Regions from separate parts of the Homo sapiens genome. Here region 2 is linked to region 1. Evidence: chromatin contacts called from ENCODE Hi-C data. All regions are on one chromosome and are shown on one strand. Each heading gives the region's core, a stretch centred on a gene start or an enhancer-like site at or near the end of the contact. The rest is flanking DNA. Distances are from core to core; before and after follow the strand shown.

Region 1 (7,494 bases), core at 1,858-4,357:
TTATGCCTGAAAGAACAACAAAACTGCTTATGTTGTAATATTAAAGTACAGCTGTCCCTAGGTATCCTTTGGGGATTTGTTCCAGGACCTCCCACTGATACCAGAATTCACACATGCTCAAGTCCTTTATATAAAATGACATTGTATTTGCATATAACGTATGCACATCCTCTCATATACTTTAAATCATGTCTAGATTACCTATACTACCTAATACAATGGAAATTTTATGTAAATACTTGTTATGCTGTATTGTCTAGGGAATGATGACAAGGAAAAATAGCCTGTACATGTTCAGTGCAGATGCAATTTTTTAAAATACTTTTTATCTGCAGTTGGTTGAATCAACAGATGCAAAGCCCATGGTTAAGGAGGGCCAACTACAAAAGGAGAGTGAAAACAGAGAATGTACTGCGGCTATATAAAATACCAAAAAAAAGAAAAGCAATGCAAAATTAGATATAGTTGTCTATTAGAGCAGGGTTTTAGGGGATTTTTTTCACCTCATATACAAGTGGAAAACAAATTTAACAACTGTAACAAACTTCATGTAATATGAGCACCTTCTTCAGTTCAATAGGCAATTATTGAGACCCAATAAATATTAGGCCGTAGGATAGGTTCTGTTATCTGTAAACAGCCTTCTGTGTTGCTACTAAGAAATTTCAAGAAGAAATATGGTTTTTTTTAACCATGAGACATTTGAGTCTCAACCACAAAAAAAGAAAAAAAAAATGCAGGAACATTTTACTGAGATATACCAGACTCAACAATTTAGTTATGCACTTCCTTAAAAATGCCAGTGTCATCACCTGTGGTCTAGACATTTTTCCCAAAATAAGCATAATCAGTGATGCATAAACTCTACCCTTTCTTCGGTCATATTTGTGTAATGTAAACAGATCAGCTCCTGTCCATAGGATTTGTTCAGGCCATAGGGGAGTAACACTGGTACTTTCAAAAATAAAACCACAAATTAAAAACACAAAAAATAAATAAGTCCAATTTGGAGAAAAATAGGGAACTCCTCAAATAGCAACCCACTTTGTTGGCCAGAAATGTTCATAACTGTTCAAAAGCAATTCAACATACTCAAAAATAATGATTACCATTCATGTTAATTAATATTGGTATTAATAATGCTTTCACTAATTTTTATTATTTTTTATATCACATCACAATTTTAATACTAAATATTAATTGACAATATTAATGGTATATTATATATTGTTATATATGTTTTGTTAATAAATTATTAATATTAATACTAAGTTAATATTAATATGGTTGCACATAATTTTTTCATTAGTCTTCACAAAATAATTAATACCTAATTTTATAAGTGATAAAACTGAGGTTCAAAGAGGCTACATAATTTGCAAAATGTCCAGCATCTGGAAAAGGTCAAAGCATTTTCTAACAGAAAAAGCAGATGTTGCCAACTTGCTTAGTCATATCCTGTGCTTCAGCACTCTGCCTCCCTGAAAAACTGAAGCTCCTGAAATACAGTAGAGCACAAAGTAGGTCCTAACTGGATATTAATAATTATAATTATGACTAGCAATGTGGTTCCAAAATTATAAATTTTAAATCTGATATCTAAGCATAGTGAAAGTGCATTGCAAAGGAGAAGAAATATAGATAGAAAAAATGTATTTTAATCTAGTTAAAATGTCAAACTTCAGTATATTCTTACCCCTATTTAGCAAATTTTACTTCTTTACCTTCAGATGCCAATTTAAAATAATATGCTTCTTTCTTCTTTTCTTTTCTTATCTTTTTTTTTTTTTTTTGAGACAGAGTTTCGCTCTTGTTGCCCAGGCTGGAGTGCAATGGCGCGATCTCGGCTCACTGCAACCTCCACCTCCCAGGTTCAAGCAATTCTCCTGCTGCAGCCTCCTGAGTAGCTGGGATTACAGGCGCCCACCACCATGCCAGGCTAATTTTTGTATTTTTAGTGGAGACGGGGTTTCACCATGTTGGCCAGGCTGATCTCGAACTCCTGACCTCAGGTGATCCACCCGCCTTGGCCTCCCAAAGTGCTAGGATTACAGGCATCGGCCACTGCACCCAGCCTTCTTTCCTCTTTTCAAAACCCAGAAAGTAAAAGATGTATAGTCTCAGAATGTTGTGCCTTTCGAATTCGTATTTCAGTACTTCCAGTTTTCTGATCGAGTCTCAGTAACAATTACTGCAAACTTCTGTTTTTAAAAGCAGTATTGTATTTTGGTTTTCTTGGAAAACACCACTGGGAAGGTACATACACACTGTTATCACAATGACGCATCTTCAAGAGGAAGTGAACACATTTAATTAGGACATGAAAGATTTGGAAACCTTAGTAGTCAAAAATAAAACTAGACACTTCAGAAAGGAAATCTAAACTACTTTCCTTTCAAAAGGACTAAATGAAAGTTCATCAAAATAAAGTTAAGAGCCAACACATGAAAAGAGCAAAGTGATTAATGGTGTCCCTTCATCAAAACTTTTGGAATTTAACAAAGATTTTTGTTCTTCAACTCAAAATTGGCATCTCCTTCAGGGGGCAAGTTACTATCACTTTTACTTACTTATCTCTAGGAGCCTTAAGATAAAGAGAAAAAGTTTGCAGTCAGAAGACATGAGTTCTATTTCTTTTCCTGCAACTTGTCCAGCTGTGTAAAATAGAGAAAAGAACAGATTTCTGCCTGATTTACAGAGCTATAATGCCTCTCAGACATGATAACATAGGTGAAACTTCTTTGCAAATAACAAAGCTCAAGATCAGTGGTTCTCAAATGCTTTTGTTCCCAGGACATATTGGCCAATATCTGGAGACATTTTTGGTTGTCATATCTCAGAGTGCAGGTGCTACTTGGCATCTAGTAAGTGGTCCAGGCCAGGGGTGCTGCCAAACATCCTACAATGTACAGGACAGCTTCTTACAACAAAAAAATTACCCAGCCCAAATGCCAATAGTGATAAGGTTAAGAAACCCTGCCTCAGACAAATGTAAGCTACTCCCAGCTTCTCAAGCAATGTCTGGGGCCTAGGGACATCTCCTAGGTATGCCTGAATGACTGTAATCCTGAGCAGACGTTCACTGTCCTCTGATCCAGCTGCTCTCACTCAGCAAGAGTGAGGAAGCAAAGTAGTCCTTCCCTTTCTGTCATGGCCCACAGCCCGAGGAGTGAGTTGCTGCACAAGGGCTGAGGGGAAGACTAACAAACCCTTGTCTGACTCAAACTTACTAACACTCACTTTCCCTAGCTGCCTTCCAGGGAAACCAGCTGGTTGAAAACATACTCTCCAAATGGATTGAACATGTAGCTACTCAGGAGGCTGAGGCAGGAGAATTGCTTGAACCCAGGAGGCGGAGGATGCAGTGAGCTGAGACTGTGCCATTGCACTCCAGCCTGGGTGATAGAGCAAGACTCTGTCTCAAAATAAATAAATTAATTAATTAAATAAAATAAACATCTGTTGGGCCAGGTGCGGTGGCTCATGCCTGTAATCCCAGCACTTTGGGAGGCCAAGGCGGGTGGATCACGAGGTCAGGAGTTCAAGACTTGCCTGACCAATATGGTGAAATCCCATCTCTACTAAAAATACAAAAAATTAACCATGCGTGGTGGCACGCACCTGCAGTCCCAGCTACTCAGGAGGCTGAGGCAGGAGAATCACTTGAACCCGGGAGGCAGTAAGCCAAGATCAGGCCACTGCACTCCAGCCTGGGTGACAGAGCAAGACTCCATCTCAAAAAAATAAATAAATACATAAATAAACATTTGTTGCACATCCACCTGCTTTCCATTGAGGAGGATATAGAAAATATACATCTCCTGTTTAGTAAATAAAATCTCTGCCATCACCATATACAAGTTTAGAATTTAGTAAATGACACAACACAAACAACCAGTAAAGAATCCCAGACAATTCTGTTCATTCAAAATTACATGCGATATCACGCAGTGGCCAGGATAAAGACATGGATCAGAAGAAATGGAAAGGCCTTCAGGACACAAGGGGCAACAAAGGAAGGGTGGCTAGGATAGGTGTAGTTAACTGTATGTTTCAATATGACTTGACACAGGGTACACAGGCATTTTGGCAAGCCTTATTCTGGGTGTGTCTGTGAGGGTGTTTCTGGATGAATTAACACTTGAGTTAGTAATCTGAATAAAGCAAATTGCCCTCCCTAATGTGGACGGGCCCCATCCAATCAGCTGAAGGCCTGAAAAAAAAACATAAAAGCTGACCCTCTTGCAAGTCAGAAGGAATTCCTCCTACCTGCTGCCTTCACGTTGAGACATCGGTTTTTCCTGTTTCCAGACTCTGCTATAGACTGAATGTTGGTATCCCCCAAAACTCATATGCTGAAGCCCTAGCCCATAATGTGATGGTCTTTGGAGGTGGGGCCTTTGAGAGGTTATTAAATGAGATCATGAGGATGGGGCCCCCGTGATGGGAATAGAACACTATTCCCATCATAAGAGGAGATAAGAAGAGGAGAAACCAGAACCCCTCTCCCTCCAACTCCTGAGGACACAGCCAGAAGGCAGCTACCTACAAGCCAAAAAGAGGGCTCTCAGCAGAACTCTACCATTCAGGAACCCTGTTCTCAGACTTTCAGCCACCAGAACAGTGAGAAAAAATTTCTGTTGTCTAAACCACACAGTCTATGGTATTTTGTTATGACAGCATGCGCTGACTAAGATAGACTCAAACTGAAACACAGGCTTTTCCTGTGTCTTAAGTCTGCTGGCCACTGGACTCCAGCTACATCAGCTCTCCTGGTTTTCTGACCTTCAGACTCATATTGGAACTATATCAGCAGGGTTCAGGGTTCTCCAGGGTTTCAGGGTTCTCCAGGGTCTTCAGCTTGCTAACTCACCCACCTTCCAGATCTTGAGACTTGTCAGCCTCCATAATCATGTGAGCAAAATTTCTATTAATTAATTAATTAATTAATCCTACTAGTTCTGTTTCTCTGGTGAACCCTGAGAAATGAATTCTGGTACTAAGATTGGTTCTAAGGAAACAGAATGCTAAGGATTCGTGTTCTTAATTGGTTGTGGGTTTCTAGAATTGGCTCTCTAATCTGATTATATTTAAAGATGCTAGTGTCTATTTTTAGTGGTAAACAGAGGACTGATAGTCCATAGCATAATCTGGCAATAGGGAGACACAAAATATCTGCATTAAATACTCCCAAATAACCACTTATAAGAAGCAAGGATCTAAGTGACTACATATTTCAGGTATCGTTCTCAAATTAAAGAATATAATGACATTCGCCACTTGATCCTGTCAAGGTAAAAGAAAATGATGAGCCTAAGTTCTCTGCTTAAACTGTGCAAATAATGTGAAAGCTTCTATATTTGCCCTAACAGAGTTTCCTTATGTTCTGTAGCCACAGGGTTGAGATTGATTAAAATTAAACATAGAATCTCATCCTGCAACTGGCTGAATTACAACACAAGTTGAACTTTCAGGCCTATAGGCTGTCTACTGTTAAAATGATTAGGAAGTAGTGAAATTCTGAAAGTTGGAATGGGGATGTGTGAGAAGACCCTGATGAAGCTGGGGACACTAGGCCCCTAAACTGATGAGTCTTCTTTGCCGGTGGAAGAGGTATGTCCACCGCAGTATGAGAGAATTATCCTTGCCTTGCCTAGAAAATTGTAATGGTCTCCCTTGAGGCTGCTGCCTTTCAAGAAATGCTGGCTCCCCTCAGGGGACCCACTCCCACCACCTCTTCGCTTCTAGACTTGTAACTAGACTTAAATCCCAGCAGGCCCCTAAAGGTGAAGTACAAAGTGTGACCCAAGAGGAGGTGGTGTGCACTCCAAAAGAACTACTCAAGTTTTCTCATTTACACAAGCAGAAATCAGAGGAACATGTGTAGGAATGGACATTGAGTTTGTGGGATAATGGTGGAGGAAATAAAATTGAATCAGGCCAAATTTATTGATACTAGCTCACTAAGCAGAGATTCTTCATTTAATGTTGCAGCTCAGGGAGTTAAGAAACTCCCTGACTCTAACTGCTTGCTTAGTTCGTTAGATGAAACATGGAACAAACAGTGGCCCACAGAGAGCAAGTTGGAAATGCCAAACCTGCCTTCTTTCAATGTAGAGAAAGAGATTCAAAGGTTTAAGGAGATTGGAATGTTAGAGTGGATATGTTACTTAAGATCTACTCACCCATAATGAGAGGCTCTAGAAGGCACATCTTGACTGTGAGAAATAAATTTGTGAGAGGAGCCCTGGCATCTTTGAAGAGCTCTGTGATCACTCTTCTCCGTAGGGGCCAGACATTACAGTAGAAATAGCCCCCACTGGATTAGGATACCTAAATGCAATGGAGGTAACAGATCCTGGGGTGGCAGTCAACAGCCAAAGGCAAGGGGGATGTGATTACCATAATAAACAGCAGAGTCAAGGCGGCAGTCAGGCCCACCTAAGGCACCAGCTGTTCCTAGAAATGAAATAGATGGGAAACATACTAAATTCGAGTAAATTCTTACTTGATCTATATAAGTAGAAATGTTCTAGGTCAAGTGAACAAAAGTCTAATCTGAATGAGAAAAACACAGGGTGATGTCCCCTCTATCATTTCTAGATTTAAGCCAGTTAACAGATCACAATTCCTTCAATTAAGAAGAGGCAGGTCTTCTTGAGGAAGAACTCTGGTACACTGCTTAAAATATACACTGTTACTATTTCTACCAGCCTTCCCTAAAGTAACCTACAGCATTTAGCCAAGGTTACTATAGATTGGGGTAAAGTAAATAATCAGACCTTTCCAGGACTACTGAACACTGGTTCTGAACTGACAATAATTTTCCAGGAGAACCAAAACGTGACTTTGATCCCTCAGCCACAGTGTGGGCTTATGAAGATAAGGTAATCAATAGTGTTTTAGTTCAGGTCTATCTCACAGTCCTGACCCCATCATGTAGTTATTTTCCCAGTTCTAGAATGCATAATTAAGAGATATACTCAGTAGCTCACCAAATCCCCACATTGGTTGCCTAACCTGTGGAGTGAGGCTACTATGGTGGGAAAGGCCAAGGGCAAGCCACTGAAACTACCTAGGAAAACAGTAAACCAGAAGCAATACTGGATTCCTGAAGGATTGCAGAGATTACTACCACCATTAAAGATTTGAAAGACACAGGGATGGTGATTTCCACCACACTCCCATTCAATTTGCCTATTTTGGCTGTGCAAAAGACAGGTGGATCTCAGAGAATTACAGTGTATTATCTTAAGTTTATGCAGATGGTGACTCCAATTGGAGTTGCTGTACTAGATGTGGTTTCATTGCTTGAGAAAATCATCACATTCTCTGGTACCTGGTATGCAGCTATTGATGAGGCAAATGCCTTTTTCTCTATATCTATTATCTAGGAACACCAGAAGTAGTTTCAAGCAGTTTGAGCCCACAAGGCCAGAAATACACCTTCACTGTCTACCTCAGGGGTATAACAACTCTCTCTGGCCCAGTGTC
Region 2 (7,494 bases), core at 1,685-4,184, 120 kb before region 1:
ATTTCCTGCATGTAGATAGACCTAACCCAGTGATGAGAAAACAGAGGCTACTAAATAAACTTGATTGAAAGGAAAGCTGACGGCCAAATGGAGCTTGGTAGCTATATCTGTATTTACAGAGCCATTCATGTAGGCAATTATTTTATAAGGCTAAAAAATTAAATCTAAGAAATAAAAGGGAAAATCACAATTATTTCCCAAAAACCTTTCTCTCACAATAAAAGAGGTCCAATTTAACTGGGTAAATGGTGAGCATTTCAGCTCTATTTCACCTCCAATACACATCACTGTAACATTATGTCTTATAAAATAGAGGTTTGACTTGCCTCATCACTACCAACACCACCACCACCACCACCACCCGATCCCTCAATCAAACTTCCAAACAGTATTGTAGATGAGTTTTAAATGGCTACTAGTCTATGTCTCTTTGTCAGCAGCTGCTCTACAATGTTCTCTCTCAATCTCTCTGTCTCTGTTTCTCTCTCTCTCTCAAACACACAGAAACACACACACACACACACACAAACACACACACACACACACTGCTGCTATCACTGCCACCAACATTATTTGGTAAACTATCAGGTTCTAGGGAAAACACACACAACCCATCTATGCTATCCTTCTCATAATGAAGTGTAAATAATAAATATAAGATTAAATGTAAGGACCCATTGTGCTGTCCCAGATCCTATAACAATATAAGAAATTACATTAGCTAATTAGAAATAAAAAAATTATAATTAACATCAAGTGAAGAACTTCAAATATCCTGAGCAAAAAAAAGAAATCTATTTTCAGAGTAGACAGGGCATGTTTCTTAAGCAAACAACTCAAATATACCACCTATGTCTTGCTTCCATCTCTGTGCCAGGACTATAGAAGCTAATTCTCCCCTAGAGATCACTCACCATGAGGTTTAGTGTCCTAGAAACCAGCACCCTGCTTTTCTTCCCACAGCTTTCCTTCTGTCCCAGAGTTGCTGGATGACTTGTTGGAAAGGATCCCCTCTTTTTCTCAACATCTCCTGGATATTGATAGTCCAATGTGACCCCAACCACCAGCAAGCTGTACAACTGTGGTTCACCTTTTGCTCTCTCCTGCTCAGAGCCGTTGTGCAATCAGTTAGCCTTGAATGGAGCCATGTGTCCTGTGTTTTATCATCCCATGGTGTAAGGAAATATGTAACACTGTGGTTGTTAGAAAAAGCACTCTCAGGGCTCCCAGACTGGTGAATGCACTCAGCTGTTCTATATTTGGTTACTCTCTTTGTTTTCTTCTCAAAAGAGCCTAATTCCGGTTGATGTCTTGGGCATCCGGTCGATGTCTTGGGCATCCTGCCATGGACACCTTACTCTTCCCCCACACCCTCTCCCCGAGTCGCCTACTTTAATTTCACCCAAAGAGTTCTGCGAGAAGACATAAGAGTGTGGTGTGATGAGGAGAGGATCAATGTGTTGTTGTGCTCACTGTTCTGCAGACCTGAGCATGACACTAGCTACACTTCTGGAATTTGGAGACACAAGCACTGTCTGTGGTACAGTGATCATAACCACACACACTCTTACCAGCCTCCATGCACTGAAAACCCTATTTCCTGTAGGCAGAAACAAGCCCAGGCATTTGCCAAGACTGCTCATCTCATTCTGGTTTCATTGGAGGTGCTTAATCTCAGACAAGACCATCAGAAATCAGTTTGTATTACCTGAACTTTATCAGGGAGAAACATTTCTAACCCAAAGCAACCACCTAGAAAACAAGATTATCAGACTAGCTCAACAAAGGAACACGAAGAGAGTATAGATTTATTTTTCTCCAGTGGCATCTTCTGCAGTGAAGAACATCCTTAAATACCTAATAATGTTTGTATATCTGAACTACTGAATAAGAAAAAATAATGCAAAAGAGAGAAGTGTGGAACAAGAATAAAGTGAAAGAAAAATGGAAATATTTTAACTATATGGGGAAAATACTAGAAGGATAATCTCCTACTACATGATGTATTTAATAAGGTAGGGAAAAGGTGAAATGATGTCTTTAAATTATGACTGGAAGAGATAGATTGTGAGAAACAATATCTGATTAAATCATTGGGGTGAATGAGTGAGCACATAGGCACACACACATGCACGCACACATTGCTCCGCTATTAATATTGATACCTTCAGCATTCTTTACAAAGAAAATCACCTTGCAGGTCTATAGGGTATATGAATATTATGGGAAAGTGGAACTGGTCTCTTTCCTATTTCCTTTTAATATTAATTGCCTGATCAAACACATTACTATCACAATGGGTAGACCAGGTATATCAGTGACTCAAAGCTTCAAAGTGACAGCTTATAAAGGGATACAAGGAATCTTGCATTGCAAAGAAAAAGAAAAAGATCTAGAAGCTGTGCCTCTGCCCTACCTCCACTCTGCCCTACCACTGCCACTGCTGAAAAGAAGGAAGGAAAGGAGAGACAGAAGGGCGTTTAACCACACTTTACGATTGCTGTGGGGAGAGGGAAAAAAAACTCAACACTTTTGGCATAAGATTATTTCCAAGCGACTGTTTGCAGCTGTTGCAGCTGCCATCAGCATGAGCTGGTGGGAAAACAGCGCCCAGTGGTGCATCTTACCTGAAGAGCAGAGAAGTGCAGGCAGATGTAGGTGAAGCACAGGAGCAGCCCCAGTCCCTGAATTACAGAGGCCACCAGCAATAGCTTGTTCCTCTCGAATCTTGGCCTGGCTGCATTTCCCACATTCTCTTCCAGGGGTTGGACCCTTTCCATCTTCACAATCTGGGTAGAGGGAAGATGAAGATATGGAAAAGGGGAACGTGCGATAAAACTGAAGTTTTCCCCAGAAAGAAGGAGGTAAAGACAAAACAAAGCCTATCAATCAGAAAATAGGCAAAGGTCCCAGGGCCAGAGATAAAAGGCGATTGAAAGAGCAAAGCGGACTCTCTCAGTTTTAACGCTGCAACTTTTGCAGGCAGGCGGGGGAACTTCTTTGTGACTAATCTGAATTTCCCCTTTACTTTCTTTCTTTTTTTTTTTCCTCTGGGCTAACAGGGAGTTGTTTTTGTGACATTCCAGTTCTGATTTGAGTGACTGTGAAATGACAGTCATAAAAGTATGCTATTTTCTTAACTTATTGCACCAGTAACAAATTGTGGGTCACTTGGTAAAGATAAAAATCATCATCCGTTAATGTAGCAGCTCATATATCCCTTCCCCAAGGTGTCTTAAATCATAGAAAAGATTTAGGGGAAATGCTGGCCCAAGGTTCTTATCTGCACTTTACTATGTAACTAAACATTGAACCCCTCTCACAGATTCAGAAAGAAAGCACACACAGATCATTCTTGAATGAAAAAGACAAAACAAGAAAATAGGACACTGGGTCATGCAGAAGTAAAGGAGAGATCCTTGGTTGTAGTCTATTGCATAAAAATAAACTACCTTTTGGAAGCATTTACTATGTGTCAGACACTGTGTTAGATGGACTTGCAATCTTTCTCTCATTTAACCCTTTGAGGCAAATTCAATAAACAATTATATGATTAATTTTCTGCATACCAGAAAAGAAGCAGAAGGGTATCCTTGTCTCCTTTCCTTCCACTTCACATTTTTCCCGTACATAATTTTTCCATGAATGAACAAATGAATAGATGTAAATAAGCTTTGAAGATTATTTCTTTCTTTGAGGTCGTGGCTGGCCTCAGAACTTGGAAAGTAAGAGTATTCTATCAATAGACACCAGGTACCCTTTACCACTAAAATAAACAATGAAATGAAATAAATGATAAAATTACTTATAATGTAAAGTTCAAATGGGCAAATATTTACTGAGTACATCACATGAGCCTGGCACTGTACTGGACAACATAAGGATGCTGGGGAAAAGCTGTTTAAGACGGAATTGTCTCTCTTTGTGGCCAAGTATGTCTCTCTCAGCTCCCCATGAGGCACCCAGCAGATATGTAAAGAAAGGAGGGAGAAATATTTTGGATATTGACAGTATGAGTTGTTATACCACTTCACAGAAAAAATGGAAATGAGGCATACTTAAAAGAGAAAGTTTGTGGGAAATGTAAAGTACATTTATGACTACAGTATTAATCAATTAAAATATGAATTAATACCTTCACTACAATAATTATGCCTTGCATTAGGAGAACATACTGGTGTTGAGAAATTTAAGTTTTATCTGAAAGATAAGGTAACTAAGGCACAATATCATAGACTCCAAGCCAAAACTAGAAATCAAATTGTATCCAAACATATTTGTCATAGTTATTCCCTTGAACAAAGCTTGTGTTACATACAGGGTGTGGAGAAAAAAGCTGAAGGAAAAATCAGTGTGTAAAGCCCAATTCTTGTGTAATAGTTCTTCATAAAAGAGTATTAAAATCAGTAACTATTTACTCGTCAATTTTCAAAAAATGACTAAGAGTCACAGCAAAAAAAAAAAAAGCCATAAATACTATTGGAAACTAGAAATAAGCTGAAAAAGTAGTAAAAACTATTCATGCTGAAAATCGTAGATAACATTTTTAAATTACTGTCAAAAGAATGAAAAAAATAAACATTTACCATGCACATACTTGTACCTTAAGCAGCATTTCTTCTCAGTGTTAATATCATGGCTCCGAGAAAGAAAAATCTTTGCACAGAGTCATCTCTACCCACATTTAGGCTAACACTTGGATGACACACCTCTCATTTTTATTGTCTTGTCGTCCTACTACCATATTTTGCCTAGTTGTAATTTTTGTTGATGTTTAAGTGATATTTTACACTTAATTGTCTCTTTTTTTATTGAACACGTTTTCACAGCTCTTCACATTCTTTGTGGGAAGAGATACACACACACCAGGCTGGAAGTTTCAGGCACAGATTTCTGATAGACTATCTAGGCATTCCAAAGTTCATCACTGGGCTAGTCTAGCATTTGAACAAATGAAATCACTATTAGAGTTATCATTGCTGACCTTTCAGTCTCAGGCACATAAGCAGAGTCCTCCATCTTCAAAACGTTTTTCAAAAAATAAAGCTTAATTGTTTTTAAAGGGGTCAAATACGTTACTAAATCTATGGGCAATTTTTTTCATTTGCATTTATTTATTTATTTTAGAGACAGGGTCTCACTCTGTTGCCCAGGCTGGAGTAGAGTAGCACAATCATAGCTCACTGTAATCCGGAACTCCTGGGCTTGAGCGATCCTCCTGCCTCAGCCTCCCAAGTAGCTAGGACTATAGACACGCAACACCAGGTCTGGCTAATTTCTTTTAAAATTTCTTGTAGAGACTCCCTATGTTTCCCAGGCTGGTCACAAATGCCTAGCCTCAAGCAATCCTCCTGCCTTGGCCTCCCAAAGCACTGGGTTTATAGGCATCAGCCACCAAGCCTGGTGGCAATTTTTCTTAAAGTATCTCACAAATATTAAATACATAAGCACACCAGAGCAAATCAGCCTTAAAATAAAGCCACAGGATGTAAAATAAACCAAAGTAATTATCTTCCCATAGACTATTAACCTCCTAAATGAATAGCCATTTCAAGACTACAGAAAATATGGAAAAGAAAAGGGCTTTGACCACTCACAAGATACCTCATGTTCAGAAAGAAGCAAAAAACATTTGGGTTTTTTTTTTTTCTTTGGTTTGAGGGTTTTGTTGTTGTTTGGATTTTTTGGTGTCTGGGTTTTGGTTTTGGGGTTTTTTGGTGATAAAAAAAATCTACATTTTTCATTTATCTCTAAGTCAGATTTTCATTTGTCCATTCAACAAGACTGAGCCAAATACTAGAGGAAAAGACACAAACAAAACACATTTTTAGTCCTCAGGGAGGTCACAGACAGGAAAGCGGAATCTCCACAACCTGGAAAGTTCTGGGTCCTAGGTATCAGTGCAGAAGGGAAGGGTGCAGGGGGACAGGTGCTAATCTACACTGGAATTAGGACAGGAACAGCTTCCTTGATCTGGGAGAAACGAGAAGCAGTCTGGCCATCTGGGGCACTGGGGAGGGGCAGTGCCTGTTGGGCCAGGAGTGAGGGCAGTGGAGCCTGTTTGTGCAGTGTCAGTTCAGGGAACTACAGCTGAAGAGGAAGATGGTGAAGGAGAGTGGCTGCTGGAGAAGAGGCTCAGAAGAATCTGTCGTAAATGGACTTTTGTTACAAGTTAAGGACTTTGGACTTCATGCTGCAGCTACTGGAGAAACATGGAGAGGTTTGAAGCAGAATGTGATATGATATGATATGATTACATTTTAGAATTACAAAAAAAATCACTCTGACTGAGGGAAATAGAAATGGCAGGTACTTCAGGAAATAATTCTAGGGGGGGGAAAAGAGACAGATATGGCAAGGCAGGATCAAGTTGGCCAACTGGGAGACATTTCCAGGGTGCTCTGTGCCAGCTGAGGGAATGAGTGAGATCTAAAATTCCACCTCTGCAGTCAGCTCTCTAAGCCCTCCATCCTGGTACAGGAAGTTTCCTCCTGCAGGAAGGGATATGTTTATCATCCCACAAAGGTGAACTTTGCTTCCTAAGCCCTGAACAAAGGGCTGTACTCATTTAAATGCAGGCTCTTTTTCTAATTTATAAACCCGCAGGGGGTGCCTTGTTCTAAAACACACAAAGACAGTGGTATAAGCTAGGGACCTTGAGTCTGCAATGATTCAAGTGAGAAATAAGGTCCTAAACTAAAGCAGGGAGGACACAAATGGAGAAGACACTTACAGTGGCTCTTCATTCACCAGACATTCTGAGAGTGTACTCAGTGCCAATCTCTGAGCATACACAGGGAGTCATAGATAAACTCTGCCCTGGGACAAGTGATAGAGTGATGTCGGAGGTGACAGAAACAAATGCATTTTCAAATGTCAAAATCTGATTTGTAATCTGCCTTTTCAACCTATTCCTGATCCTAATGTCACTGTCCTGGTTAATGTTTTTGTACTCCAGGACCTCAAAATCCAAGAATCAACTTTGAATCATCCTCGTTCCCAGTCATCAAGCTTTGTAGGCTAGCCCTGCAATGCAGTTTTTTCTTTCCTCCTCTTTGCCATTCCTATTGCTTCTAATCCAAACTCTTATTACTCCTCACTTGAGCTCCTGCAGTCAGCTCTCCAAGCCCTTCATCCTGGCACAGGTTTCCTCCTGCAGGAGTTCCAAGTTTTCCTTCCAAACTTATCTCCCTCTATTTTCTGATTATTTCTAATATTCACTCTGCCTCAAACACCCTTACCCTCCACCTCTGACTATCAAAACCCTACACGTTACACATTCCCCATGAAGGGCTGTCCTGTGAGGTAGTGAGCTTGCTGTGTTCTAGAAGTACTAAACAAAACCTTGAAGAAATTCTGTTCAGAGAATTCTAGCATTGAGTAGATTGTTGATAGGATCAGTGGCTCCCAAAGCCTAGTTTATCATCTGAATCACTAGGAGAACTTTTTAATGATTCTGACTCCTAATACCTTCACTCTAGAAATTCTGATTCC

The links. A loop is a pair of places that touch in the nucleus more often than their neighbours do. Pooled maps may share reads with other maps.
Region 2: a loop to region 1 is called in a pooled map, with 6 times the contacts of the local background. The contact joins the promoter of TNFSF4 here to the enhancer-like site in region 1. A Hi-C loop is called at or near these places in 1 of 168 maps with a recorded cell type or tissue (breast epithelium), 9 of 37 single-sample maps with no recorded cell type and 11 of 50 pooled maps.

What each region holds. Positions count from the first base shown.
Region 1 is chr1:173,329,109-173,336,602 of GRCh38, forward strand. All of the region lies in intron 2 of LOC100506023 (a long non-coding RNA gene), which reads right to left. It also overlaps a transcript of TNFSF4 not described here. Among named protein-coding and RNA genes, the nearest start is that of TNFSF4, 130 kb to the left of the region's middle. RefSeq lists an enhancer at 4,804-4,903. Within about 2 kb of position 3,108, at least 8 of the 41 ENCODE cell types and tissues checked have a DNase peak (open chromatin) inside an H3K27ac peak, as active enhancers do.
Region 2 is chr1:173,204,397-173,211,890 of GRCh38, forward strand. TNFSF4 (TNF superfamily member 4) reads right to left here and starts at 2,935. Exons shown (of 3, transcript NM_003326.5): 1 at 2,628-2,935. The coding sequence starts at 2,780. RefSeq lists an enhancer at 2,867-2,926.